2 separate regions of the Homo sapiens genome follow, and region 1 is linked to region 2. A link is a loop called in an ENCODE intact Hi-C map of the cell type or tissue named here. Cell type or tissue: ovary. All regions are shown on one strand. Links, peaks and the distances in the headings refer to the core of each region. The heading gives the core; the rest is flanking DNA.

Region 1 (11,781 bases), core at 5,330-10,329, 49 kb before region 2:
TATCCCATCTTCCTATAATTAATCCCATTTTACAGATGTGGAAGCTGAGGCTTAGCAATACTTTAAATAATTTGTCAAAGGCTGTGCCCCTTATAACAGTGGTTTAAGGGTTCAGACCGAGACTTGTTCCATTAGGAAGCATGAGCACTTACCCAGCACTGGGGGTCTTGGAGTGAGAGTCAGCTGTCGGGTATGGTGGTCAGAGCTCAGCCCCAGAAGCTTCAGGCCACTTTTCCACCCCTATTCCCTTTTCTCATCCTTTCTCCAACCATGAGAATTCCCCAGCCCCATCCAAAAAAGGATAGTGGTTTGACAAAACCAAGGTAGTGGTTTGACTATCTTGAGGAAATCGTGGAAAGGATGTCATTCCCTCTCTCTGTCCTTACTCTGAGTGTGGCTCTGCAAGCCTATTTGTGTCATTGGTTTGTTGCCTAGGATGAGCCGGAGCCAGCCATCCGAAAGAGCTACCAGGCGGTAGAGCGGCATGGGGAGACAATCCGAGTCCGGGACACCGTCCTTCTCAAATCAGGCCCACGAAAGACCTCCACACCTTATGTGGCCAAGATCTCTGCCCTCTGGGAGAACCCCGAGTCAGGTACCTCTCCCTCTGGCTGGGGACCCAAGGGGCAGCTGCCTTCAGCAGAACTGTAGTCCCCAGATTGGCCCCTGCCTGGAGTTTGACCTGGCGTGAGTCTCCCCGTGTTCCTGGCACAGAGTCTGCCTTCCACTCGGCTGGGGTCTCTCTGCTGCCGAGGGCTGTGGGTGACCTTGTGGCTTGGGTTGGATCAGCTCATTAACCTTTCCAGCCAGCAGAGCCTGGGCACCTGTCCCCCCACCTCACCTGTCAGTGCCTTCTCCCCCTTCTCCCTCCATGCCTAACAGCATTCCAGGCCTCTGAATGCTTGGCCTGGGGCAGGGGACATGGGTTGCCGGAGCCTGCAGGATTGAGGTTGGATGAACCTCCAGGGCAGCCAGCCAGCCTCTCTGCCTGTCTAAGTAACTCAGGTTGCCAGTTCAAGCCATAACCACTGTGTTGTCCTTCCAGGAGAGCTGATGATGAGCCTCCTGTGGTATTACAGACCTGAGCACTTACAGGGAGGCCGCAGTCCCAGCATGCACGAGGTGAGCTGCCTGGCAGATGGGTCAGGGAGGGCAGGAGAGACAGAGGGAAAGGTTATGGCACTAAGACGTGGTAGGGGGAGGGCAGCCATGGGCTGTAGTCAAATCCCTGCGCTTGTCACTTTGGACTCCAGAGAACCTGGGAAAGGGCCCAGGATTTATTCTCTTTTCCCAACACTGCCCCAATTCATGTTTCAAAGGGAATAATAACCTTTGTCTTAAAAAGAGGAACAGAAAGGGAACCCTTGAGGTAGCAGGTGCCAATGGGAGCAAGTGGATGTGTTCCCCTGGAAACAGGAAAGGTGAGGTGGAGCTGCATACCTGGTCACTTTTGGTATTTTCTGTAGTAGGGGAGGGGAGGGGAGGAAAGACTCCTCCTAACACCCCATAGGCTCTCCACCAAGCTGTGTGCTAAAAGAGGTGACTGCCATCTGTGTGTGCCCTGGGCTCACCTTTTATTTCACTTTCCCTTGCAGGGACTTTCCATCTAACTGGAAAGATGAAGAACATTTCCCCTCTCCTACGCTAGGCAGGGCTGGGGTTTGGGAGGTCAGTGACAATCAGGGGCTAGAGCAGATACCTGGCTATTCTGGAGAAGGGGGGGACCTAGAAGGGACTCAGGAGGAATGCCTGGAGGCAGTAGGTGAGGCATACTTAGGCTGAATTTCCAGGGAAGCTTGCTGGAGTCATCTCAGGTCAGCAGGCCCAGCAGAGGGGTTAATGTCTGCCTTGCTCTGGGAATGAGGTGCTTTCCAGCCCTGGTAACAACCTCCACCTGTCTCCCTTTGAGCCCTTGCAGAATGAAGTGTTTGCATCGCGACATCAGGACCAGAACAGTGTGGCCTGCATTGAGGAGAAGTGCTATGTGCTGACTTTTGCCGAGTACTGCAGGTAGGTGGTTCCCTGCACCCTCTGGCTGGCCTCTTCCCTCAGGCTCCCCAGGCATATTTGGGGCTGCTTGGAATTCCCCGAGAGGATCTCATTCTGCTCTCTACCTGATCTTACTCACTGAGCCTAATCTCCCAGAACTTACTTCCCTATTGCTTGCCTCTACCATCTGATATTTTTTGGAAGAAAGAAGAAAAATTGTGTTGCCACACTGAGGTAGAATGGTTGGAGCAGAGTTGGGGGGTAACATTACTGCTCTTGGAAAAAATTTAGGCGAATTGGCAGGCAAATGGAGAGAGGCCCTGGCAAGTGTGGTTCTCCAGTGACAGAGAAGATAGCCTGGTGGTTGGCAGAGCAGACATCATCCCTGGGATGGGTGGAGACAGTACCACCCCTTGGGGAGCTAGGATAGCCTAGCTCTCTGGGTCGGGTAGGGTAGGGTAGGGAAGGAATTGGTCTTCCTGCAAAAGTGGCTGGAGTAAAGACAGTGAATGGTATCTCTCTACAGGTTCTGTGCCATGGCCAAGCGCCGAGGTGAAGGCCTCCCCAGCCGAAAGACAGCACTGGTTCCCCCCTCTGCAGACTATTCCACCCCACCCCACCGCACAGTGCCAGAGGACACGGACCCTGAGCTGGTGTTCCTTTGCCGCCATGTCTATGACTTCCGCCACGGGCGCATCCTTAAGAACCCCCAGTAGCCTCCTCATGCCCATGCTGGGGCTACCCATGGGCAAGTGGGGCTCGGGGTAGGGGGCACTGCTTGAAGCACAGCACTTGGTTAGGGGGCCACAGAGGCCTAAGTTTGCTGGCCTGTGGTTTTCTTGGGGGGGAGGGCAGGGGCCCCTGTGGGTTCTGGGCTCCAGGGGAGGGAGCTGGGGAGGCCAGGGTATAAGAAAAGCATCAGAACTCTCAGCTTGGCCCAAGGTACCTTCTGTGGTTCCCCTGGGTGGAGATTTCCGAAAAGTAGTCTTCTCTGAGGCTGGGCCAAGCCTGAGGGAAATGGGGCCCTAGGAGGGTGGGGGCGGGAAGGAGGGGCAAGGTCTTTCAGGAACCAGACCCAACAGGCCCTTCTGTAGCCTCCCCCTTGCCCTCAAAGGGGGAGTGGGGGCCAGCTTTACCTCACCCACTGTGACCCGCCGCTTCCCCTTCAGCCTGGGACCAGGCTTTCCTAGATCCCAGCACAGCTCTGAGCTTGTTCCTTTGAGGCATAGAGAGCCAGAGTCTGGCTTCCAGAGCATTGACTTCCTCTTCCTAGACTTGAGGCCTTTTCTCTGGCTTTCCTCCTTTGCCCTGCAGTAGCAACTGGTGCTGGGACAAGTTGACCCACCTCTCACAGTCATGGGTGTGGCCCACTTGTGGGAGTCTCCTGTCCACCTCCCAGAGACGGCCACCCAGCGGGTCTGGCTTCCCAGAAAGTTAACTGATGATTGTGGGGTTTGTCATATCTGGGAGGGAAGATGGGTGCTGGGAGAGGGTTGGGGGCAGGGGGCAAGGAAAATTGCTACCTGATTTGTTGAAGATTTTTCCTCTTGCCTTACACATGGAGGTTCCAGGAAACCTCTTGCAGAACTTCACACGTGATTCTTCAAGCCACACCCACCTGAAATCAAACCAAAGGAGTGCTGTGGCTCCCCTTGCCCTGCCACCCTTTCCCTAGTCTTTTGTAGATTGCACTAATTTACATCCTAGCAAGAATCAACACTGTATCAGTCCACGGACCTGCTGAGCTGCAGCCACTTGCTCTAGGAGCTAAGGACTTGCATTTTCAGTTTGTTCCTGTTGCCCAGAGGCCCTGTTCTCACCTCATGCTGCTCCCCAGAGTAGACTAACAGGCTCAGTCCCCTGTTGTCCTTGTGGAGACTAGGCCTTGGCCCTGGCCCTGAGACTCTGTGAGGGGGCTGGAGCAGCCTGGTTATTTCCTATCTGTACCAAAGAGGAGTATGGTGGGAGAGGGAGTGGAGTGCAGTGTGGCTTGGGCCTGGTGCTGGGAACCTGCTAGCTGAGCACTTCCACAAGGGCATACCCCTGGGGGCAGGGGCTGGGGCTGAGAACTGCAGCCCTGGGTCTTCCCTTAGGGAGGAAGGGCAGATGAACCCAGCAGGCTTAGGAGGTGGCACTGGGTGAGGACAGCTGGGCAGGGGCTGCAGAGGGAGGTGGAAATGAACCCTGAGGGCTCCCCCAACTTGCCATGCCCTGTCCCTTAGTAGATGAGTTGCTCCTGATTGGTCATTGGGTTTGGGTGAGGCCTGGAGGCTTCAGAGGTGAATTTATGCTTGGGAAGCCTGATCCCAAACCTGAAGGGAAGGGACTTGGATCTCCTTATATTGAATAAGCTGTTTGGAGGAAGGTGTCTGTCTGGGAGGATGGGGCAGTAAATGAGGTTGGCAGAGTGGCAGTGGGGGCTCTGCAGAGCCAGCCTTGGAGCCTGCTCATTCTGGGCCCTTGCTGCCAAGGAGCCCAGCCTCACCTAGCAGGAAAGGAGATGAAGGCCCTCCTCCCAGGAGGTAGGGTCTTGGCTGCCCCGAACTTAAATGCTTTTGAAATCTCTTAGATGTGGAAATATTTTTTCGAACCTGAAAATGCAGCTGGTAGAATTTCAATGGAAGCATAATCCATGTAAAATATATTTTAGTTGATATTTTGTAAAATGCACTTTTTGTGTGTGTTGATCCTGGTTTCCCAGATCTGTATTTCAGTGTTTACAAGGGAGGAAGGACCTTTCCTCACCTCCCTTTTGACAGAGATTAGAAGTACTTCTTTAAGAAAAAAATAAATTTGAGAAATTGTATTGATTTAGAAAAGGATCGTTTCCTGTGTGTCCTGTCATCTTTTGGTGTGTGGGTGTGGAGAGACCCACTATTCTTATTTCAGAGGTCCCTCTTAACCCCTGTGGCATGGATGCTCACCAAGGCCAATGAGCAAAGAGGGCAGGGAAGCAGAGGGAAAAGAGAGTGAGGGAAGGAGACAGAGGGACTGGGAACTTGGAGTTGACTTCTTGATTTCATGGTGGCCACAGCTGCCTGCTTAGGTCTGTGTGAAATACTTCAGTTGCCAGCCCTCACCTGACCAGTGACCTGGAAATTGGTCCCCAAGTAGGTACATGGCAAAGATACCTTCTTATCACTGGCCTCATGCAGTGGCTCCTGCCTGTAATCCCAGTGCTTTGGGAGGCAGAGGCAGGAGGGTTACTTGAGCCTAGGAGTTTAAGACCAGCCTAGGCAACATAGACCATGTCTCTCGAAAAATTTAAAAATTAGCCCGGCATGTCAGTGCATGCCTATAGTCTCAGTCAGGAGGCTAAGGTAGGAGGATTGCTTGATCCCAAGAGCACGAGGCTGCAGTGAGCCGTGATCATACCACTGCAGCCTGGGTGACAGAGTGAGATCCTGTCTCAGAAAAGAAAAAAAAAGCATCCCTCCTCATCACCTTGGGTAACTGGCCAGCACTGTCCTAGGGCCTCAGTGTCTTGCAGCTGGTGCTTCTTGCTTGCTGAGGAAGGCCACATCATGGGGCCAAGGGTCTGCGGCCAGCTGACCCCTGCTTCAGCCCAGCCCTGGTCCCAGCCTGGAAGCCTCAGTGTTGACCATGTTCCAGGTGGGGCAGCTCTAAGGCCATAGAGGTTCCTGGGAGCCACAGCACCCCCCCGCCCCGCCTCCACTTCTGCATTTTGCTAAGGCATGGTGCATGTGGGCAGGAACATTTTTTCAGAATTTATTGGTGGCACAGACACCACCATGGATTTTTCTAGCTCTGCCTTCAGTGTGGTGTCCACAAGACTCCCTTGAGGCGAGTGGTAGCTTGTCCTTATCTTACAGACAAGAAATTGGTATGGAGATAAGTACCAGGCCCAAGGACTCCCCCTGCCTCACCCTGACTGCTAACACAGAAAACTACCCTGTAACACAGAAGGGAGCACATGTGGCCACATTATCAAAAGATTTTTAAAGGTCTAAGGCCTTTTTTTCCTCTCCTGGTTTAAAGGACATACTTACTGGAAAATATGATTTTAATAGAAAATCCTATCACCAGAAATGTATACCTTTAGGATTATTGGAAGCAAGGAGCAGTGTAGACAAGGCAGAACCTTCACGCAAACTTCTGGTGCAGCAAATGGACAGGTGGTAGCCTGCAGATGCACTGGGGCAATCAGATGTGGAGAGCCTGCCCTGGAGAGCTGGAAGGCTGCAAGGCTTTACCGTTCCTTCCCCTGGCTCATCTGTGTGCTTTTCCTGTTGCTGGGATTGTGGGGTCATCAGTGAGCCCTCTAGTATCACCTCATCCCTCAAGTCCCCTCACCCTTCTGAATTCATCTGATCACTGGTAGCTCCATTCTCCCACTGGTATCTTCTATTTTCCATCACCTGCTCTGTACAGTCCGCCCTCGAGTCAGCTGCTTCCTCCCTTCTAGCCATTCCATGATATGCTCCTTTAATCTCTGAAGGGCCGTGATTAGAAATTTAGGTTTTAGACTCAGAACCACCCATACTGAGTCACATCTTCCCTGAGCCTCTGTTACTTCAGCTGTACAAAGGGAATGTCCACACTAGCTCCCTGCCAGGGTGGCTGTAACAACTAAAGGAGATAATGAATATAAAACACTTAGTGGGCGCTGTCCTCAGTACACTTGGGCTCTAATCATATTCCTCTGCTGCTTCAGAGGCTTGCTGGCTCTCTGCAGGCAGCAAGCACATAGCTGGACCAAGTCTGGCTACTGAGCCAGGTTCCCAGTGGGAAATGGTGGTTGCTGACATCCAAAGCACTTCGGGTCTGCTGTCCGCCCAAGTGACCAGCCTGGTGCCATGGAGCACACATCTAGCTCCAGGCAAGGAGACTACGTGCTGTTTCCCTGCTGTTTTGTGCCCCCAGCTCCTCACCCTTCCAAATGTGTGTTGGCCACACCAGCAGCTGATGGACCAATGTGTCAGACCCTCCCCAGAGTGCCCAGTTATCCCACTGCCTCATGAGGAGAAGGCAGAGGAGGGGAGACTCCATTTCCAGACATTTCAGCATTACCCAGTGGACAAGCACTGTAGTCAGTCCCCAGGTATTGCTAAACACAAGGGTCACCATGGAGACTGGTCAGTGTCTGACAGTTCTGCTTCTCCTTCCTGGAGTGGCCACGACCTGCAGGACGGAGGGAGTTAAGGGTGGCAAGGGGGAGCACACCGAGGGCTCCGCTTCCAGCTGGAAAGACCAGCCTCCGGCACGTCTGGACTCGGAGAGAGCGCTGCCCGCCTCCCTGCCTCCAGACCCGTTGCTGGAGGAAGGGCTAGGACAGGCCTGAGTTTGTGGCGAATCCCCCTTGTCCACTTCCCTGAGGACACACGCTGCAGGAGAGCAGCCTCGAGTCTTTTCTGCCTTCGAGGTCTCAGGAGCTTTTGTCCCCAAGCCCAGAGGACAGGGGTGGCCCTGACTCAGGCGCCCTCTTCCGGGTAGGGGTCCGCGTGCGCCCTCCCAAGCCCGCGCCCCGCAGGGGCGCCCGCCCCTCTCCCCGCCCCCGGCGTGGGCCCGCCCCCGCGCCTGTGTCACTGCGAGGCCGGGGGTGGAGAGCGGCCGGGCGGGACATCCGGCCCGGGTCCCTCGCCGCGCCCGCCGCCCGCCGCCCGCTTCGGCGCCGCAGCCCGGGAGCCGGCCACCCCTACACGCGCCAGGGCTGTCCCCTGCCCTCCCCTCCCCAACTACCCCCGGTCCCAGACCCTCCTCCCGCCCCCAGCCCGAGCCCGCCTTCCAGGCCGCCCTCGGATCGGCCGGGCCCGCGCAGGCCCCCACCCCTTGAGCACCATGTTCCCCCGCCCGCTGACCCCGCTGGCGGCCCCAAATGGCGCCGAGCCCCTGGGCCGGGCGCTGAGGCGGGCCCCTCTGGGCAGGGCCCGGGCGGGGCTGGGTGGGCCGCCCCTGCTGCTGCCGTCCATGCTGATGTTTGCGGTGATCGTGGCCTCCAGCGGGCTGCTGCTCATGATCGAGCGGGGCATCCTGGCCGAGATGAAGCCCCTGCCCCTGCACCCGCCCGGCCGCGAGGGCACAGCCTGGCGCGGGAAAGCCCCCAAGCCTGGGGGCCTGTCCCTCAGGGCTGGGGACGCGGACTTGCAAGTGCGGCAGGACGTCCGGAACAGGACCCTGCGGGCGGTGTGCGGACAGCCAGGCATGCCCCGGGACCCCTGGGACTTGCCGGTGGGGCAGCGGCGCACCCTGCTGCGCCACATCCTCGTAAGTGACCGTTACCGCTTCCTCTACTGCTACGTCCCCAAGGTGGCCTGCTCTAACTGGAAGCGGGTGATGAAGGTGCTGGCAGGCGTCCTGGACAGCGTGGACGTCCGCCTCAAGATGGACCACCGCAGTGACCTGGTGTTCCTGGCCGACCTGCGGCCTGAGGAGATTCGCTACCGCCTGCAGCACTACTTTAAGTTCCTGTTTGTGCGGGAGCCCTTGGAACGCCTCCTCTCTGCCTACCGCAACAAGTTTGGCGAGATCCGAGAGTACCAGCAACGCTATGGGGCTGAGATAGTGAGGCGGTACAGGGCTGGAGCGGGGCCCAGCCCTGCAGGCGACGATGTCACATTCCCCGAGTTCCTGAGATACCTGGTGGATGAGGACCCTGAGCGCATGAATGAGCATTGGATGCCCGTGTACCACCTGTGCCAGCCTTGTGCCGTGCACTATGACTTTGTGGGCTCCTATGAGAGGCTGGAGGCTGATGCAAATCAGGTGCTGGAGTGGGTACGGGCACCACCTCACGTCCGATTTCCAGCTCGCCAGGCCTGGTACCGGCCAGCCAGCCCCGAAAGCCTGCATTACCACTTGTGCAGTGCCCCCCGGGCCCTGCTGCAGGATGTGCTGCCTAAGTATATCCTGGACTTCTCCCTCTTTGCCTACCCACTGCCTAATGTCACCAAGGAGGCGTGTCAGCAGTGACCATGGGTGTGGGGCCAGCAGCTGGTGGGGACTGGTTTCAACGCCAGCTTTCTGTGCTTCTGCCTGTCATTCGGAGAAACTCTGGCTCTGGGGCTTGGGGCTTCTCAGGATCCTGGATGGCAGAGACTGCCCTCAGAAGTTCCTTGTCCAGGGTGGGCACCCACAGTGACTCAGAGGACAGGGCTAGGCAGGAGACCTGCTGCTCCTCATTGGGGGGATCTCTTGGGGGGCAGACACCAGTTTGCCAATGAAGCAACACATCTGATCTAAAGACTGGCTCCAGACCCCGGGCTGCCAGGATTATGCAGTCCACTTGGTCTACCTTAATTTAACCTGTGGCCAAACTCAGAGATGGTACCAGCCAGGGGCAAGCATGACCAGAGCCAGGGACCCTGTGGCTCTGATCCCCCATTTATCCACCCCATGTGCCTCAGGACTAGAGTGAGCAATCATACCTTATAAATGACTTTTGTGCCTTTCTGCTCCAGTCTCAAAATTTCCTACACCTGCCAGTTCTTTACATTTTTCCAAGGAAAGGAAAACGGAAGCAGGGTTCTTGCCTGGTAGCTCCAGGACCCAGCTCTGCAGGCACCCAAAGACCCTCTGTGCCCAGCCTCTTCCTTGAGTTCTCGGAACCTCCTCCCTAATTCTCCCTTCCTTCCCCACAAGGCCTTTGAGGTTGTGACTGTGGCTGGTATATCTGGCTGCCATTTTTCTGATGCATTTATTTAAAATTTGTACTTTTTGATAGAACCCTTGTAAGGGCTTTGTTTTCCTAATAGCTGACTTTTTAATAAAGCAGTTTTATATATAAGGCGAGCATTTCTGTGATTTCCCTTGGAGCTCCTGTGGGCCCAGCAGATCTCCTCGATGTCTGTCTTCCCATGTCAGGGGAGGCAGCCTGTAGATAGAGAAAGTAAGGTATAACTTGGTTGGGCTGGTCCAATGGGCCGTTGCCATTCCATGGAGACTTTGGGGGCTTTCTAATAGGCTATACCAGATCACAGACTCAGATCCTGGGATGTCACCAAAGGGCAAGCCCAGTTAGGAATGGCCTCACGTCCAGAGCATACCTACATGTATTATTCCCTAAAAAAGTAGGTGGGTAGGAGATACGGGATCCTCCTCTTATTCAATAAGAGTTGAATGAGAAGTTCCCCCAGAGCATTTTCTTTCTTTCTTTTTTTTTTTTTTTTTTTTGAGATGAAGTCTCGATCTGTCACCCAGGCTGCAGTGCAGTAGCACCATCTTGGCTCACTGCAACCTCTACCTCCTGGGTTCTAGCGATTGCCTCAGCCTCCCAAGTAGCTGGGATGATTACAGGCACGCACCACCACACCTGGCTAATTTTTGTATTTTTAGTAGAGATGGGGTTTCACCATGTTGGCCAGGCTGGTTTTGAACTCCTAACCTCAGGTGATCTGCCCACCTCGGCCCCTCCAAAGTGCTAGGATTACAGGCGTGAGCTACCACGCCTGGCCCCGGACCATTTTCAAATGAAAAAGAAAATTTTTGTGTGAGCAAGGAGATTTTTTTCTGGCACTACAAGGAAGGCAGGCAAGGAGGTTGAGTGAGGGTCAGGCTCTTGTTGACTTAGGTCCAGAGAAAGTTGTGGAAGGAATACAGTTGGAGCAGCAGAGGACAGACTTCAGTATGGCCCATTGCCCCCACTGCTCTCCAGGGATCCCAGGCCCATCAGGAGTTGCTGGGCCCAAGGGAGAGTTGCAAGGCCAGAGCTGGCCCTTCTCTGTTAGCCCTATTTCACACACCCCCAGTGGGAACTGCTGTACTTTATAGAGACCTGAGGCTATGGTAAGAGGGGGGCCCAAGGAAGGGAGGCAGGGAGGGCCCCCTTGCAGGTGCTACCTGTCGCTAGCTTTGCTATTGATTGGACTTTGTAGAGGAAAACTAACACTATTTCCCATATTTGGGATAGGGGGCTTCTATGGGCACTTATGGCTCTCCACTATGACTCATCAGGCCATGTTGCTTCCAGAAGGCCTTACCTGACCCCCTGTCTGGCTCAGATGTCCTTCTTCAGAGTCCCCTTGGCTCTGGGGACTTTACCTAGACCGATCAAGTCCCAGCCCTATTCCTCACCAGATGCCTATCTCTCAGAGCCTCTGTTTTCTCCAATGTGTCGTGGGAATAAAAACACCTATCTCATGTAGATTGCTAGGAGAGGGGAGGATTAATGAAGACAAAATGAATAAAAGGGCCCATCCCCACACCTGGCTCAGTGGATGTTCTTTTGGATGCTGGTTCAACACCTGACCCCTCAGAGGCCTGTGGGGACAAGGGAGAAGCCAGGACACTGTGTCTGGCCCAGCACTGGGTATCACTGCTACCTCTGGGCAGGGCCCCTTTGACCTCTGGGTTTACTTCCTCTACCAATGAGTCAGTCCTTCTCTGAGCTTCCGACCCCTCAGGACCCCCCTACTGCACCCTCTTTTTCCTCCTTGCCTGGGACTTTAAGCGGCTCCAGACCTACAGCAGCTAATCAGTCCCCCTAACTGGGGCCTGCAGCACGAACCGGAGAACCTGGAGAACACTGGGGCCGGCTGCTGTACTCACCCCATTTAATCCTCACAACAGCCGCGTGCCGGTGGGGTCATCCTGTTTTACAGACATGGAAACTGGCACAGAGAGGATAAATAACCTGCCCAAAGTGTCCAACCCAGGTCTGTCTGCCTCCCAAATGGGAGGGAGGAAAGGAGGAAGGCTTATGGAAGGTAGGGGTAGAGAGAAGAAGGAATAGGAAGGTGAAGTTAGAGGAAGGGTAGGTGGGGTTGTAGTCAGGGGTATTTGCAAACATTCTCCTTCCTCAGTTCTTTCGTTCATTTGCAAAGAACCCAGTTGAGC
Region 2 (15,866 bases), core at 4,381-9,380:
CGTGAGCCACCGTGCCTAGCTGGAACCCCATTTCTTAATCTCACCTGCCATTAAAGGTCCTGCATCCTCCTGGGTCCTCCTGGAACAGAAGTTATACTAGCCTTCACGGTGAAGGAGGAGCAGCGCTTAGCCTCATCCTTCCTCCCGGCACACCCAGGGATGCTATTGGGTCAGCCAAACATTACCACCAAGAATTGGTAAAGGAAACAAAGGCTGGTTTGATCTTCAGAGTCTTGGCTGCTCCTGTTTCCTAAAATTGATAGTGACTACATCGTTACTCTCTGAGTACCTACTGAGTATAGTAAGGGACTCCCAGAAGGGGAAAGCATCGTCCTCTTCCCTGGCTTAACTAAATCCTACCCCTTCCATCAAGGCCCAAGTCCTACACAGCTGAGGGCTTAATTAGAGCCTACCTTTATCACTCGCTGTGGTCTTCTCTGTCATTGCTGTTTCCAGAAAGAGACAGTGATGTCATCTCTGTGCCTCTGGTCAGCTCTGGAGCATCCGCCACATCTTAGGCTGGACAGCCAATCACATGCCAAGGGAGGCTGGGCTCCCCCTTCCAGGGGCTCTCAGGGTGTGTGCTGTGGATGTGTGCCCAAGAAGGTGTGTGTGTTCATGCGTCTCTCCTGCCCCAGGAGGCCTCTGCGGAGTTGTTCTTGGCCCATCACTGAGGACATGCTGTGTCCTGCCTCTGGATTCTGGATGAGAGCAGGAGTCCATCCTGTTGGGGATTCACACTAAAATACTGCTTCCCACATTTGAGGATTTCTTGCACCATGAAAGACTTCGTGGGGAGGGGCCAACAGGGGATGGCTAACTTTTTACTTTGCCAAGCAAGTTCATTCAAAATAATTACTATTGGCTGGGTGCAGTGGCTCATGCCTATAATCCCAGCACTTTGGGAGGCCAAGGTGGGCGGATCACTTGAGGTCAGGAATTTGAGACCAGCCTGGGCAACATGGTGAAACCCCGTCTCTACGAAAAATACAAAAATTAGGTGGGTGTGGAGGCGTGTGCCTGAAATCCCAGCTACTTGGGAGGCTGAGGCACCAAGAATCGTTTGAACTGGGGAGGCGGAGGTTGCAGTGAGCTGAGATCCTGCCACTGCACTCTAGCCTGGGCAACAGAGCGAGACTCCATCTCAAAAAAAAAAACAAAAAACCCAACAAAACAAAAAACCACCATCTACTATCCCATCAGTTCATAAATAAAGACTTTCTAATTCCCAAAATATGGAAATGACATCATTTTAGATGAATATCCATTTGTTTAACTTTTTGTTTTAGAATAATTTCACACATAAAATTTGCTACAATAGTACGATGAACTCCTATATACTCTTCACCCAGATTCACCAGTTGCTAATGTTTTGCTATATTAGGTTTATGAGTTTCTTTTTTAAAAAAAAAATTTTTAAGACAGAGTCTCACTCTGTCACCCAGGCTGGAGTGCAGTGGCTCAATCTCGGCTCACTGCAACCTCTCTCTCCTGAGTTCAAGCAATTCTCCTGCTTCAGCCTCCCAAGTAGCTGAGATTACAGGTGTATGCCACCATACCCAGTTAATTTTTGTATTTTGAGTAGAAACATGGTTTCACCATGTTGGCCAAGCTGTTCTGGAACTCCTGACCTCAAATGATCCACCACCTCGGCCTCCAAAAGTGCAGGGATTACAGGCATGAGCTACTGTGCACAGCCTTGGTTTATGATTCTGTCTCTCTACATTCATACACACAGAGAAAGAGAACACGTGCACAAGACAGAATACTCCCTGTTTATATAAATTTCTTTACTGAATTATTTGAGAGTAAATTATAGACATTGCACCTCTTTACCCTGAAATACTTATGTACTATCACCAAAACCAGGAAACTTAACATCATTGATATAATATTATAATCTACATAATTGATTAAAATTTTGCCAATTATCCTAATAATGTCCCCTCTCCCTCCCCCTGCTGCTACTTCTCTCTCTTCTCCCCTTCTCCTCCTCCCCACCCTCCTTTTCTTCCTCCTTCTCTACACCCTCTTCCTCCTCTTTTTCTTTTCTTTTTCCTCTTCTAGGCATTGCTTTCTCTGGCCCAGGATCCATTCTAGGATCACACGTTGCTTTTGGTTGTCATGTCTCTTCAGTTTCCTTCAATCTGTTGACAGTTTCCTCAGGCTTTCTTTTGTCTTTCATGACATTGACATTTGTGTGTATGAAAAGTACAGGCCTGTTATTGAGTAGAAGGTCCCTCAGTTGGAGTTTGTCTGATGTTTGCTCATGGTTACACTCAAGTAATGCATTTTTGCCAAAATACCACAGAAATGATACGTCCTTTCTCATTGCATGACATCAGAAGGCATATGACATTGGTTTGTCCTATTTAAGAGATGTTAACTTTGCTCTCTTAGTTAAAAGGGTGGCCACCAGATTTCTCCACTGTCAAATTACCATTTTCCCCTTTGTAATTAGTAAATAATTTGTTAAGTGGATTAATAAGTCTTTTAAAGGAAATAAAATCTTCATTTTACGTCTTCCTAAATGAGTCTTTTTTTTTTTTTTTTTTTTTTGAGTTGGAGTCTCGCACTGTTGCCCGGGCTAGAGTGCGATGGCGTAATCTTGGCTCATTGCAACCTCTGCTTCCTGGGTTCATGCGATTCTCCTGCCTCAGCCTCCCAAGTAGCTGGGATTACAGGTGCACCCCACCACACCTGACTAATTTTTTGTACTTTTAGTAGTGATGGGGTTTCACTGTGTTGGCGAAACTGGTCTCGAACTCCTGACCTTGTGATCTGCCTGCCTCAGCCTCCCAAAGTGTTAGGATTACAGGCGTGAGCCACCCCACCCGGCCAATAAGTCTTTTAAAGGAAAAAAGGCTTTTTGAAAAATTCATAACATAATCCTTATTTTGGACTGACTCTTAAAAACCCTGGCACAAGAATGCAAGCAAATTACTCATTTATCTATCAAATCCTTGAGTACTGCATGTGCCAGGTACTGCTCCAGACCCTGCCTTCTCCATCTAACTCCCTCTTTAGTCATCCTGGACAGACTGGCCCCAGGCTTGGGTCCCCAAAGTCATTTCTTGAGCCGCTTGAAGGCAGGAGCTGATACAGAGACACAGTAGGTAGTGGTTCTGGAATCTAGTGTACCCACAGTGTAACAAGGAGACCTGCTCTCAACTCTATGGATACAGCAAGGCTCTTCTGTGATGAAAGAAATAATATTGCTGACATATGTGTTTATATTTTAATTAGCTTTCTCTGAGTTACACTGTAGTAACAAATAACCCAAAACTCTTAGTGGCTTACAGTAAGAAGGGTTTATTTCTTATGCACATTTTATGTCGGCTGTGGTCATTGGTGGTTCTGCTCTGTGTTGTCCTCTCCATTCTGGGATCTGGGCAGAAGATGTAGCCTCTATTTGAAATATGTAATCCTCATGGCAGAGGGAAAAGGAAAGTGATAGAAGTCTGCCATAGTTCTTAAACCTTCTGCAGGGAAAAGCATAGTCATTTCCACTTACATTTATTGGCCACCTCAAGTCGTGTGACCATGCCCGCCATTAATGGGACAGTGAAGTGTATTCCTCCTAAAAAGGAGTGCCGCAAGTCACATAGCAAAAGGAGAGGACGTATAATCACCTCACAGGAAAGGATAGAATAAATCAGAACCAATAATGCAACCAACTATGGTAGAATTCTTTTTTTTTTTTAATTGAAACAGAGTTTCACTCTTGTTGTCCAGGCTGGAGTGCAGTGGTGCGATCTCGGCTCACTGCAACCTCCGCCTCCCAGGTTCAAGCAATTCCCCTGCCCCTTCTGAGTAGCTAGGATTACAGGCGCCTGCCACCACGCCTGGCTAATTTTTTGTATTTTTAGTAGAGACGGGGTTTCACCATGTTGGCCACACTGGTCTGGAACTCCTGACCCCAGGTGATCCACCCGCCTCGGCATCCCAAAGTGCTGGGATAACAGGTGTGAGCCACCGCACCCAGCCGGTAGAATTATTTTATACAGGTTCTCTGCACCAACCTTCCAATTTACAGAAAACAGAGAGGGCCAGAGGAACAAGTTAAACAACACCATGAAGAAACACTCACTCAATCCAAAATGTGGAACATTCTGTAAGAAAGCTGGCCTGGAGTCTTCAAAAAGACAATGTTATAGAAAAAGAAAGAAGCGACTCTTCCAGCTTAAAGGATACAACAATTCATAAGCTTGGATTGAATCTGATTTTTAAAAATCTATAATTAGGGACAATTGGGTAAAATGTTATATAAACTAAATATTAGATGATATTAGAGAATTATTGTTAACTTTTTAGGCATGATAATGATTTTGTAGTTATGTAGGGGAATGTCCCTCTTTTAGGAGATACATGCAAATATATTCAGAGGTGAAGTGACATAACATTTGCAATTTACTTTCAAAAGGTTAAGCAAAAAAGTATTCATGGCTGGGCATGGTGGCTCATGCCTATAATCCCAGCACTTTGAGAGGCCGAGGTGGGCAGATCACCTGAGGTCGGGAGTTCAAGACCAGTCTGACCAACATGGAGAAACCCTGTCTCCACTAAAAATACAAAATCAGCTGGGCGTGGTGGCGCATGCCTGAAATCCCAGCTCCTCGGGAGGCTGAGGCAGGAGAATCATTTGAACCCAGGAGGCGGATGTTGTGGTGAGCCGAGATTGCGCCATTGCACTCCAGCCTGGGCAACAAGAGAGAAACTCCATCTCAAAATATATATATATATTTATAAAGAGAGAGAGCAAAGTTGTATAATGCCTAAAATGTTGAAGCTTGGTGGAGAGTGGAGGGGTGTTAATACTATTCCTTCAAATTTGCTGTTTTTAAAATTCGTAAAAATAAAAAAATAGGAGAAGTATATAGGTGTAGTTGTGATTAATAAAAATAAAGCGGCAGAGTGCAGTGGCCTCACACCTGTAATCCCAGCAGTTTGGGAGTCTGAGGCGGGGTGGATCACGAGGTCAGGAGTTTAATACCAGCCTGACCAACATGGTAAAACCCCGTCTCTATTAAAATCAGAAAAATTAGCCAGTCATGGTGGTGGGCGCCATTAATCCCACTACTCAGGAGGCTGAGGCAGGAGAATCCCTTGAACCCAGGAGGCGGAGGTTGCAGTGAGCCGAGACTGCACCATTGCACTCCAGCCTGGGCAACAGAGCGAGACTTGGTCTCAAAAAATAAATAAATAAATAAATAAAGCTCACTTTAAAATGTTTCTGAATTTATCTTAAACAAAGTAACATGAGGAGAAAAAGAAAAATTATTTTGAAAAAGAATAAAATGTTTCTGAACTTATAGTATTTTTTAAATCGTTATAATTTTCTCTATTGGTTTAATCTCCACTAACATATGAGGAGAAAGCCCTTAATTTTTATTTTATTTTATCTTAATTTTTTTAGAGACAGCGTCTCAGTCTGTCAACCAGGCTGGAGTGCAGTGCCACGATCATAGCTCACTGTAGCCTCAAACTCCCAGCACTGTGGGAGGCTGAGGCAGGAGGATCACTTGAGCCCACGAATTTGAAGCTGTAGTGAGCTATGATCACGCTACTGCACAAAGTGAGACCCCGTCTCAAAAAAATTAAAAATAAATAAATAAGGTAGAAAGCCTCCTAATTAAGCCTTTCTGGAAAGTCTTAACTAATATACTGTATTATATGAAACACCTTACAAACTTCATATCCACTTTGTCTTGGGAATTTAACTAAGAAAAGAACCGTGGATTTCTGTAAAGATTCAGCAACAAGGAAGTTCATCCCAGCATTATTTACTTCAGTGAAAAAAAAATGGGTATAATTTAAGTGTTCCAACAATAGTTGGTTAAATAAACTATGGCCCAGTCACCCAAAGAAAGGAATACAATACAGCCATCAAAAATTATGTTGTGGGCCGGGTGTGGTGGCTCATTCCTGTAATCCCAGCATTTTGGGAGGCTGAGGTGGGTGGATCATTTGAGGCCAGGAGTTTGAGACCAGCCTGAGCAACATGCGAAACCCCGTCTCTACAAAAAATACAAAAATTAACCAGGTGTGGTGGTACATGTCTGTAATCCCAGCTAACTCAGGAGGCTGAGGTGGGACGATTGCTTGAGCCCAGAAGGCTAAGGCTGCAGTGACCAGAGACTGCACCACTGCACTCCAGCCTAGGTAATAAAGCAAGACCATGTCTCCAAATAATAAAATAAAATAAAAGGTATTGCAGAACAACAAGTGAAAGATACTCATACAATGTATTTAACAAGTGGAAAGATACTCGTACAATATATTTAGTTTATGAAACAACAGTATGTACTGTATAATCCTGTTTTTGTTAAAAAAAGAAAAAAAACAGAAAAAAGACTGGAAGAATATACACTCAAGTGCCTAATATCTTGGTTATCTCTGGAGGTTGGATTTACAGATAATTTTTATTATTTTATTTTTCCTTATATCTACTTTAAAAATGTTATAAAGTGAATGTGAATTACTTTTAAATTAAGAAAAAAACATAAAAATGATATTTGAAGGAAGGCTACTGAATTGCCAAATATTTTCTTCTGAAGAACATGAAGGAGCCCCCTTGTGGGTCCCTGGACCCTTAATCAGAGCTGAGACCAACCCAAGCCGCAAGGTGGCAGTGCTGTTCGCTGAGGCTGCCCTTGGGCTGAGCACTCTTGGGCCACACCCGTGAGAGTGCCCCCTCCCCCAGTTTCCCTTTTACCCCAACACACATGGGCACCCCCTGAAAGAAGAGACAACTTGGTGTGCACAGCTGCTCTGCCCATCTTTGCACCTAAGTCCAGGGTGACAGGGGAGTGGAGACGACAAATCAAGAATGTCCTTTCCTTGGAGGAAACTGGGAGGCTTCCCCCAACAACCATTGTCTCTGAATGTGGCTCCAGCTGCCAGATTGTGTGTGCGTGTGTGTGTGTGTGTGTGTGTGTGTGTGTGTGTGTGTGTGTGTGTATTCTGCATGTTTTGCTTATTGTATCGTTTTTCTTGGATGTTGTGTATTTGTTTTAATGTTTAGAACTTGTTCTTTTATTTCAGAACAATATGAACAGAACACAATGTTGAAGAAAATACATTTACTTTGTACCCAATTCTATGCATATTTTCTTCTGCTTTCCAGTCCACACGTTGTTCATCATATTGGAAATCCTCTCTACACCTGCTTTGAAGCAGGATCAATGCACTATACTGATATAATTTCAGCAAATAACTACTGACATGAATTCATAAATGGCATCATTTTGCATTCTGCTCTGTAGGCTTATAATAAAAGTACTTCGTCTACAAAGCAATAATGCAACTTTATTTATAAAATCATTTTCCAATTAAGAAAATTTTCAATGGTTTATAAAAGTGGACATTTGCACAATCTTTTTCATAATTCATGAAATTGTTTAAAGTGTAAAATTCAGTATTTTTTAGTATATTCACAGAATTCTGCAACATCACCAGAATAAATTTTAGAATATAATTGAATCTTGAACAACGTGGAGGTTAGGGGTGCCAGCCTCCCTGCAGCTAAAAATCCATGTATAACTTTTGACTCCCCCAGAGCTTAACTACTAATAGCCTTCTGTTTACCTGAAGCCTTAGTGATAACATAAACAGTTGATTAACGCATATTTTGTCTGCTATATGTATTATACTCTTACAATAAAGTAAGCTAGAGAAAAGGAATGCTATCAGGAAACTCATAAGAAAGAAAAAACTATGTTTACTATTCATTAAGTGGAAGTGGATCATCATAAAGATCTTCATCCTTGTCATCTTCGCGTCGAGTAGGCTGAGGAGGAGGAGGAAAACGGGTTGGTCTTGCTGTCTTGGGGTGGCACAGTCAGAAGAAACTTTGTCTATCAGTGGACCAGTGCAGTTCAAACCTGTGTTGTTCAAGAGTCAACTGTATTTTCATCACCCCCGAAAAAGAAACCCTATATCCATTAGCAGTCACTCCTCATTTCCCCTATATATTTGCATATTCTAGACATTGCATATAGATGGGATTATACAACGCGTGTCTTTTGTGACACTTTTCTCACTTGGCATAACGTTTTCAAGGTTCATCCACGTTGTAGCATGTATCAGTACTTCATTCCTTTGTAGTGCCAAATAATATTCCATTGTATGGAATTTTATTTATCCATCCATCAATGGATGGATATTTGGGTTATTTCCACTTTGGGCTACTATGAATAATGCTGCTATGAATATTCATATACACGTTTTTGTGTGGGATATACCTAGGAGTGAAATTGCTGCATCATATGACTGTTTTCCAAAGTGGATGCACCACTGTACGTTCCCACTAACAATGTATGAGGGTTCCAGTTTCTCTACATCCTCGCAGACTCTTGTTATTGTCTATCTTTTTGATAATAGCCATCCTAATGAGTGTTAAGTGGTATCTCATTGTAGTTTTGATTTGCCTTTCCATGATGGCTAGTGGCCATTTCTGTATCTTCTTTGGAGCTATGTCTATTCAGATCCTTTGCCCATTGTTTAATTGGGTTATTTGTCATTTTATGATTGAGTTGTTAAAGTTCTTCATAAATTCTAGACAGCAGTCCCTTATCAGATATCTGATTTGCAGATATTTTATGCCATTCTGTGAATTGTCTTTTCACCTTCCTATTGGTGTTCTTTGAAGCACCAAAATTTATAATTGTGATAAAGTCCAGTTTATCTATTTTTTTCTTTTGTCACTTGTGCTTTGGCCCATACCAAGGTCACAAATATTATTCCTATATTTTCTTCCTATATTTCTTCTAAGAAATATATGGTTTCTCCAAAGTAATGCAGATTATTTAAAAAAAGAGAAAAAAAGAAATATGTGGCATGTAGGGTGTCAGATAGGGGTCCAATTTCATTCCTTTGCAGTTGTATATCCAGTTGTCCCAACACCATTTGTTAAAAATACTATTTTTTTCTCCATTCAATTGTCTTGACACTCTTGTTGAAAATCAATTAATCATAAATGAAAGGGTATACTTCTGGACTCACAATTCTATTCTATTGCTTTATGTCTATCCTTATGGCAGTACCACACTGTCTTGATTACCACGGTTTTATAGGAAGTTTTGAAATTAGGAAGTGTGAGCCCTCCAACTTTGTTCTTCTTTTTCAAGACTGTTTTGGCTATTCTGGATTCCTGGAATTTCTATATGAATTTTAGAATCAGCTTGTCAATTTCTACCAAAAAATCCAGCTGTGATTTTGCTGTAGATTGCAATGAATCTGTAGATCATTTTGGGGAAAACTGGCATCTTAACCATGTTAAGTCTTCTGATCAATGAACATAGAACGTCTTTCCTTTAATTTAGGTGTACATCTGCTTTTTAAATGTTACTGGGCAGGGAGCTTAAATATCAGATGGTTCTAGTTTATTCTCAAACACTTGGGTAACTTGAGTAAAGCCCATTAAGCATGTAGATGTCACTCAGCAAAGCCTGAGGAGGACAGTCCCTACCTTTGCAGTACGGACAGTTGCTCAGCATAACTCAGAGGTGCTGCCACAGGTTTCTGGTTTTCCTTTCTTTTTTTTTTTTTTTTTTGAAACTATTTCGCTCTTGTTGCCCAGACTGAAGGGCAGTGGCGCAGTCTCACTCACTGCAACTTCGGTCTCCAGGGTTCAAGCGATTCTCCCGCCTCAACCTCCCGAGTAGTGGGGATTATAGGAGTATGCCACCACGCCTGGCTAATTTTTGTATTTTTAGTAGAGAGTGTGTTTTCGCCATGTTAGTCAGGCTGGTCTTCAACTCCTGAACTTACCTAAGGTCAGGAGTTTGAGACTAGCCTGGCCAACATAGTGAAACCTCATCTCTACTAAGTGATCCACCCACCTCAGCCTCCCAAAGTGCTGGGATTACAAGAGTGAGCCACTGTACCTGGCCAGCTGCTGGTTATCTGTTACAAGAAAAGGTGGATAAGCGCTGGGCGCGGTGGCTCATGCCTGTAATCCCAGCACTTTGGGAGGCTGAGGTGGGTGGATCACCTGAGGTCAGAAGTTCAAGACCAGGCTGACCAACATGGAGAAACCCCGTCTCCACTAAAAATACAAAATTAGCCAGGCATAGTGGCGCATGCCTGTAATCCTAGCTACTCAGGAGGCTGAGGCAGGAGAATTGCCTGAACCTGGGAGGCGGAGGTTGTGGTGAGCCAAAATCCCGCCATTGCACTCTAGCCTGGGCAACAAGAGCGAAACTCCATCTCAAAAAAAAAAAAAAAAAAGGAAAAGGTGGATAAGTCTCTCTGGATTTATTTTCCTTACCTGTAAAAAGGAAATAACCATAATTACCTCAACTACTTCAGTAAAATTGTGTTGAACAAATTTTTTGAATTATAAAAGTAAATAGGTAAAAGATAGTTTATTAAATAGGATATAAAAAGGGTCAATAAACAAATGAAAATATGCTCAATATCAATAGCCAACTGAGAAATGCAAATTAAAGCCACAGTGAAATACACACCCACCAGAATGGCTAAAATTAAAGACTGATACTACCAAGTCCTGATGAACACATGGAACAATTAGAACTCTCATTCATTGCTGGTGGGAGTGTTAAATGGGACAACCACTTTAGAAAACATATTGGCAGTTTTTAAAAATAAAACTAACAGACATAACAGTAGTTCCATTTTGTGGTATTTACCCAAGATAAAAGAAAATGTATATTCACAGAACAGCTGTACATGAATGTTCATAGCTGTTTTATTCACAGTAGCCAAAAACTGGACACAAATATCAGTTGACGGGAGAATGGATAAGTAAATTGTGGTATATCCAGAACAATTAAAGACAAGTCAGTAATTTAAAAGAAGAACAAATTATTGATACACACAACATGCATAATCTTTTTTTTTTTTTTTTTTTTTTTTTTTTGAGACGGGAGTCTGGCTCTGTCGCCCAGGCTGGAGTGCGATGGCGCGATCTCGGCTCTGCAAGCTCCAGCCTCCCAGGTTGACGCCATTCTCCTGCCTCAGCCTCCCGAGTAGCTGGGACTATAGGCACCCGCCACCACGCCCAGCTAATTTTTTGTATTTTTAGTAGAGACGGGGTTTCACCGTGTTAGCCAGGATGATCTCGATCTCCTGACCTCGTGATCCGCCCACCTCGGCCTCCCCAAAGTGCTGGGATTACAGGCCTGAGCCACCGCGCCCAGCCACAACATGCATAATCTTAAAAATATTATGTTGAGTGAAAGAAGCCAGACACAAAAGAGTATGTACTGTATAACTGGATTTATGTAAAATTCTAGAATGGACAAAACTAAGCTATAGGGACAGCAGATCAGTGGTTGCCTGGGGCTTATGGGGGTTGGGGCAATTGGCTGCAAAGAGGCATGAGAGAACTTTCTGGAATGATGGAAAGGCTCTGTCTTCATTGGGGTGGTGGTTACATGTGTGTATACCTTTGGAAAAATTCATCAAGCTGTTCTTTTTCTTTCTTTTTTTTTTTTTTTTTTTTTTTTTTTTTGGAGACTGGGTCTTGTTCTGTTGCTCAGGTTTTCTACAGCCTCGACCTCCTGGGGTCAAGCAATCCTCCTGCCTCAGCCTCCTGTGTAGCTATGATTACAGGCCTATGCCACTATGCCCAGCTAATTTTTTAATTTTTTGTAGAGGCAGAGTCTCGCTATGTTGCCCAGGCTGGTCTCCCAACTCCTGGGGCTCAAGCATTCCCCTCACTCAGCTTCCCAAAGTGCTGGGATTACAGGCATGAGTCACCATGCCCAGCCAAGCTGTTCTTTTTTTTTTTTGAGATGGAGTCTCACTCTGTCGCCCAGGCTGGAGTGCAGTGGCACAATCTCAACTCACCGCAACCTCTGCCACCCGGGTTCAAGCAATTCTGCCTCAGCCTCCAGAGTAGCTCGGATTACAGGCGCCTGCCACTGTGCTTGGCTAATTTTGTTGTATTTTTAGTTGAGATGGGGTTTTACCATCTTGGCCGGGCTGGTCTCGAACTCCTGACCTCGTGATCCACTTACCTTCGACTCCCAAATTGGTGGGATTACAGGCGTGAGCCACTGCGCCCGGCCAATTTTTGTATTTTTAGTAGAGACAGGGTTTCACTATGTTGGCCAGGCTAGTCTCAAACTCCTGACCTTAGGTAATCCGCCCGCCTCAGCCTCCCAAAGTGGTGGGATTACAGGCATGAGCCACCATGTATGGCTGAGCACTCTTCCTCTAAAGTCTCCCCAAACTATGTTATGTCTCCTAAATTCTGAAAAAGTCCTTCTAAATATTCTAAAGCCACACTCTTTTAGACTTATTTCCAAGACCTCAGGGAGGCCTACCAGTCCTTCTCAGGCCACTGTAACTGACCTGAAGTGTCCTCTTACCCAGACCTCAGCTCCTTTGACCTCACCCTGGCAGGCCACTGGGACCTCGCCTGCTCCTCAGAGCTGACCCTGCCTGACACCCCTTGTTTCTCCCTTAAGCTTTGAGTGCAGAGACCCAGGACATTCAGGATTCAGCCACAGGTGCTCAGGGAATACTGGGTGGCCTCTGGCCTGGGTTCTCCAAGCCTTAGAAGCCACCCACCCATAATGTCTGGTCCACCCAATGCCCTGGCCCTTGGATGCTCATACTTTGGTGTCTCTCCTTAGGTATAAATAAAATAGTGTCAATAATTACATATCTTTGTCCTTGGCCTTTTTTTTTTTTCTCTCCATGACCTGCAAGTCACCGTGGATGGTGGCTGGGGTGGTTGGGCTTTACTGTTCTTTCCCACTGAGAGTGCAGACGAAAGACCTCTGCAACAACACCTGTGAACTGCCTGGTGCCTGTGTGGGCCCACTGCGGCCTCACCTCACACAATGTGGGCTGTGTAGACCAGAGCCAGAGAAAGTTAAAGCTGCTCATGCACTAGGGATAAACACAATTGACAGTGGTTACTGTCCTTCCAGAACATTTTTTTTCATGAAAATATGTGGGCTTGTTTGTAAGTGTGTGTTGGGGGGTCATTTGTTTTTAACAGGCTGGGCTCATGCTCTTTCAGCTCAATAAATATTTATTGATTAGCTACTGTATGCCAGGTACTGTTTTATATAACTGAAAATAATACTGTAACTTGCTGTTTTTTCTTAAAAGCATAAAATCTTTCCACATCAGTACATAATGATCTCCATCATTATTATTGACAGTCACATGGTAGTCCATAGCAAGGCAGTTTCACAACTCCAGAATTTAACTAATTTTAGACATTCAGATTGTCTCCATATACTTTTCCATTACAAGTAATGCTGCAGTGAATGCCTTTGTCATATGACCTTGTACACATTTGTAAATATTTCTAATAGACTCCTATAAGGGAAACTGCTTAATTAGAACAAATGTGCTGGCTGGGCGCAGTGGCTCACACCTGTAATCCCAGCATTTTCGGAGGCCGAGGCGGGCAGATCACCTAAGGTCAGGAGTTCAAGACCAGCCTGGCTAACATGGCAAAAACCCATCTCTACTAAAGATACAAAAATTAGCTGGGCATGGTGGCATGTGCCTGTAGTCTTGGCTTCTCAGGATGCTGAGGCAGGAGAATCGCTTGAACCTGGGAGGTGGAGGTTGCAGTGAGCGTCACTGCACTCCAGCCTGGGTGATAAAGCGAGACTCTGACTCATAAAAATAATAATAATAAAGTAAATATACTGAATTTTTTATTTTACTTTCTTTTTTGAGACAGGGTCTTGCCAGAGCAGCAGTACACCGATACAGGAGTACAGTTATGTGATCTCAGCTCACTGCAACCTCTGCCTCCCAGGTTCAAATGATCCTCCCGTCTCAGCCTTCCAAGTAGCTGGGATTATAGGTGCAGGCCACCATGCTGGGCCGATTTTTGTATTTTTAGTAGAGACAGGCTTTCACTGTGTTGCCTAGGCTGGTCTCGAACTGCTTTTTTTTTTTGTAACACTGTCTCACTCTGTCACCTAGGCTAGAGTGCAGTGGCACGATCTCAGCTCACTGCAACCTCTGCCTCCCGGGTTCAAGCATTTCTCCTGCCTCAGCCTTCCGAGTAGCTGGGACTACAGATGTGGGCCACCATGCCTATCTAATTTTTGTATTTTTAGTAGAGATAGGGTTTCACCATGTTGCCCAGGCTGATCTCGAACTCCTGATCTCAAGCGATCCACCTGCCTCGGCCTCCCAAGGTGCTGGGATTACAGGCGAGAGCCACCGCACCCCACCGAATGTTCTTAATTGTTGTACATAGGTGCTATGGTTTGAATATTTGTACCCTCCAAAACTCTTGTTGAAACTTAATTCCCAGTGTGGCAGTATTGGGAAGTGGGGTCTTTAAGAGGTGATTGGATAATGAGGGCTCTGCTTTCTCACAGATGGGTTCTTTCATTCATAAATTCGTGGATTAATGGGTTACTGTGGGAGGGGAGCTGGTGGCTTTATAAGAAGAGGAAGAGAGACCTGAGCTAGCACATTAGCACGTTCAGCCCCCTCACCATGTGGTGCTGTGCTCTGCCTTGGGACGCTGAAGAGAGTTCCCACCAGCAAGAAGGCTCTCACCAGATACAGCCCCTTGACCTTGGACTTCTCAGCCTCCATAAGAGTAAGAAATACACTTCTTTTCTTTATAAATTGCTCAGTTTTAGATATTCTGTTATAAGCAACAGAAAACAGACTAAGATACCAGGTATCAAGATTGTACCCATTCATTCCGCTACTACTAGTGTACAAGAAGGCCCTTTCCCCTACTCCCTGTGGCCTATCTTCAGTAATTTTGTCAATTTGATAGATAAAAATGGGCAATAATCTTTTCAACAGAAATCAGCCTCAGCGGTCGATACTGACTGAGCAGTTTACAACCTTCAGCACAGGGCACTTCTAAAGTGTAAACTGAGAGAGGCGAAGCTCTGGCCGCTCTCATGGGGAAGATTCGGATTTGGCTAACACTTGCACGGTCAGTCATGTACGTTCACACACTTGGTCTTCTTTCTCCCTCACCACCACCCTCTAAGGTAAATGTCATTATCTCATTTTTTCAGATGAGGAAACAGGCCCAGAGAGACTAACTTCTCTAAATCAAAAAGTTAAGAAGTAACAGCCCAGGGGGTGGGGGAGTCTGAGAGTGAAGGGAAGAGTAGCAGAGGCAAGGCCATCATTAACCCTGGAGCTTGCGTGGAGCCAGGACTGGGTCTCAAGGCAAGGCCAGACCAAGGGAGGAGTGGAGGAGGGAATGACATGAAATTCTTTGCCATGGGATGCAGACTGTGGAATCTGTTTTGCCTGTGCTCAAGGCTTGTCCTGGTTGGGCATGAGGTAGAGGCTGCAAAGAGTCCAGGGCCCTCAAATCCAGGGAGGGGAAGACACCAGGTCTGGTAATGCAGAAGGCCTGAGGAGAGATTGGGCAGGGATGTTACCCTGGTGATGACGGAGGTGGGTTGGAGTTGATTATATGGGTGCAGGCCTTGTCCACAAGCGAATGGGAAACTTCTTCCGTCCTCCTAGCTGGCCTGCCCAAAGCCCTTAGCACAGATCCCATTTCTCAAAAAACTATTAAAAAAAAGAGAAGAAAAGAAAAGTAAAAGAAAACCCCTCAACAGTCCTCTTTGCATAATGGTGGCTCTGAGCCTGGGATTTCCAAGGACAGACTCGTGTCTAACCACCTCTGGCTCCAGCACGTGCTGAGTGGTATTCAGCGCTCAGCATTCTGAAGAAATATTTTCAGCAGTCTTTCGGTGGGGACCCAGTAGGCAGCTAAGTGCCTTTGTCTGGAGATTCTCTTCCCTGGTGAAGGTCAGCTCAGCTGGACAGGCTTCCAGGGTCACAGAAACCTCTGTGGACCCACACGTACACTAGAAGCTGCCGCTCTGCAGGGGTGGCTTCATCTCAGCCCCTTTTCCCACACAACCTTGGTGCAC

What was found. Hi-C counts contacts between places; a loop is a spot of excess contacts. Peaks named below come from ENCODE experiments on the same cell type or tissue, not always from the same donor. Only the 100,000 strongest peaks of a DNase experiment are listed, where the experiment ranks them.
Region 1: a loop joins it to region 2, with 2.0 times the contacts of the local background. A loop is called at or near these places in 19 of 110 quality-filtered maps.

What each region holds. Positions count from the first base shown.
Region 1 is chr15:40,463,426-40,475,206 of GRCh38, forward strand. It overlaps CHST14 (carbohydrate sulfotransferase 14), which reads left to right and starts at 7,559. Exons shown (of 1, transcript NM_130468.4): 1 at 7,559-9,733. The coding sequence starts at 7,789. The coding sequence ends at 8,919. It overlaps BAHD1 (bromo adjacent homology domain containing 1), which reads left to right. Exons shown (of 7, transcript NM_014952.5): 4 at 436-595; 5 at 1,046-1,122; 6 at 1,910-2,010; 7 at 2,516-4,811. The coding sequence ends at 2,705. RefSeq lists enhancers at 285-786, 787-1,286, 7,031-7,140, 8,423-9,326 and silencers at 7,431-7,670, 7,721-7,970. In ovary, for the core only: no CTCF peak of the experiment used is centred there; DNase peaks (open chromatin) are centred at 7,266, 7,526 and 8,396; H3K4me3 peaks cover 1,823 bases; H3K27ac peaks cover 2,580 bases.
Region 2 is chr15:40,513,293-40,529,158 of GRCh38, forward strand. It overlaps a transcript of CCDC32 not described here. Among named protein-coding and RNA genes, the nearest start is that of CCDC32, 44 kb to the right of the region's middle. RefSeq lists enhancers at 6,498-6,792, 6,847-6,956. In ovary, for the core only: a CTCF peak has its summit at 6,632 (motif pointing right); a DNase peak (open chromatin) is centred at 6,639.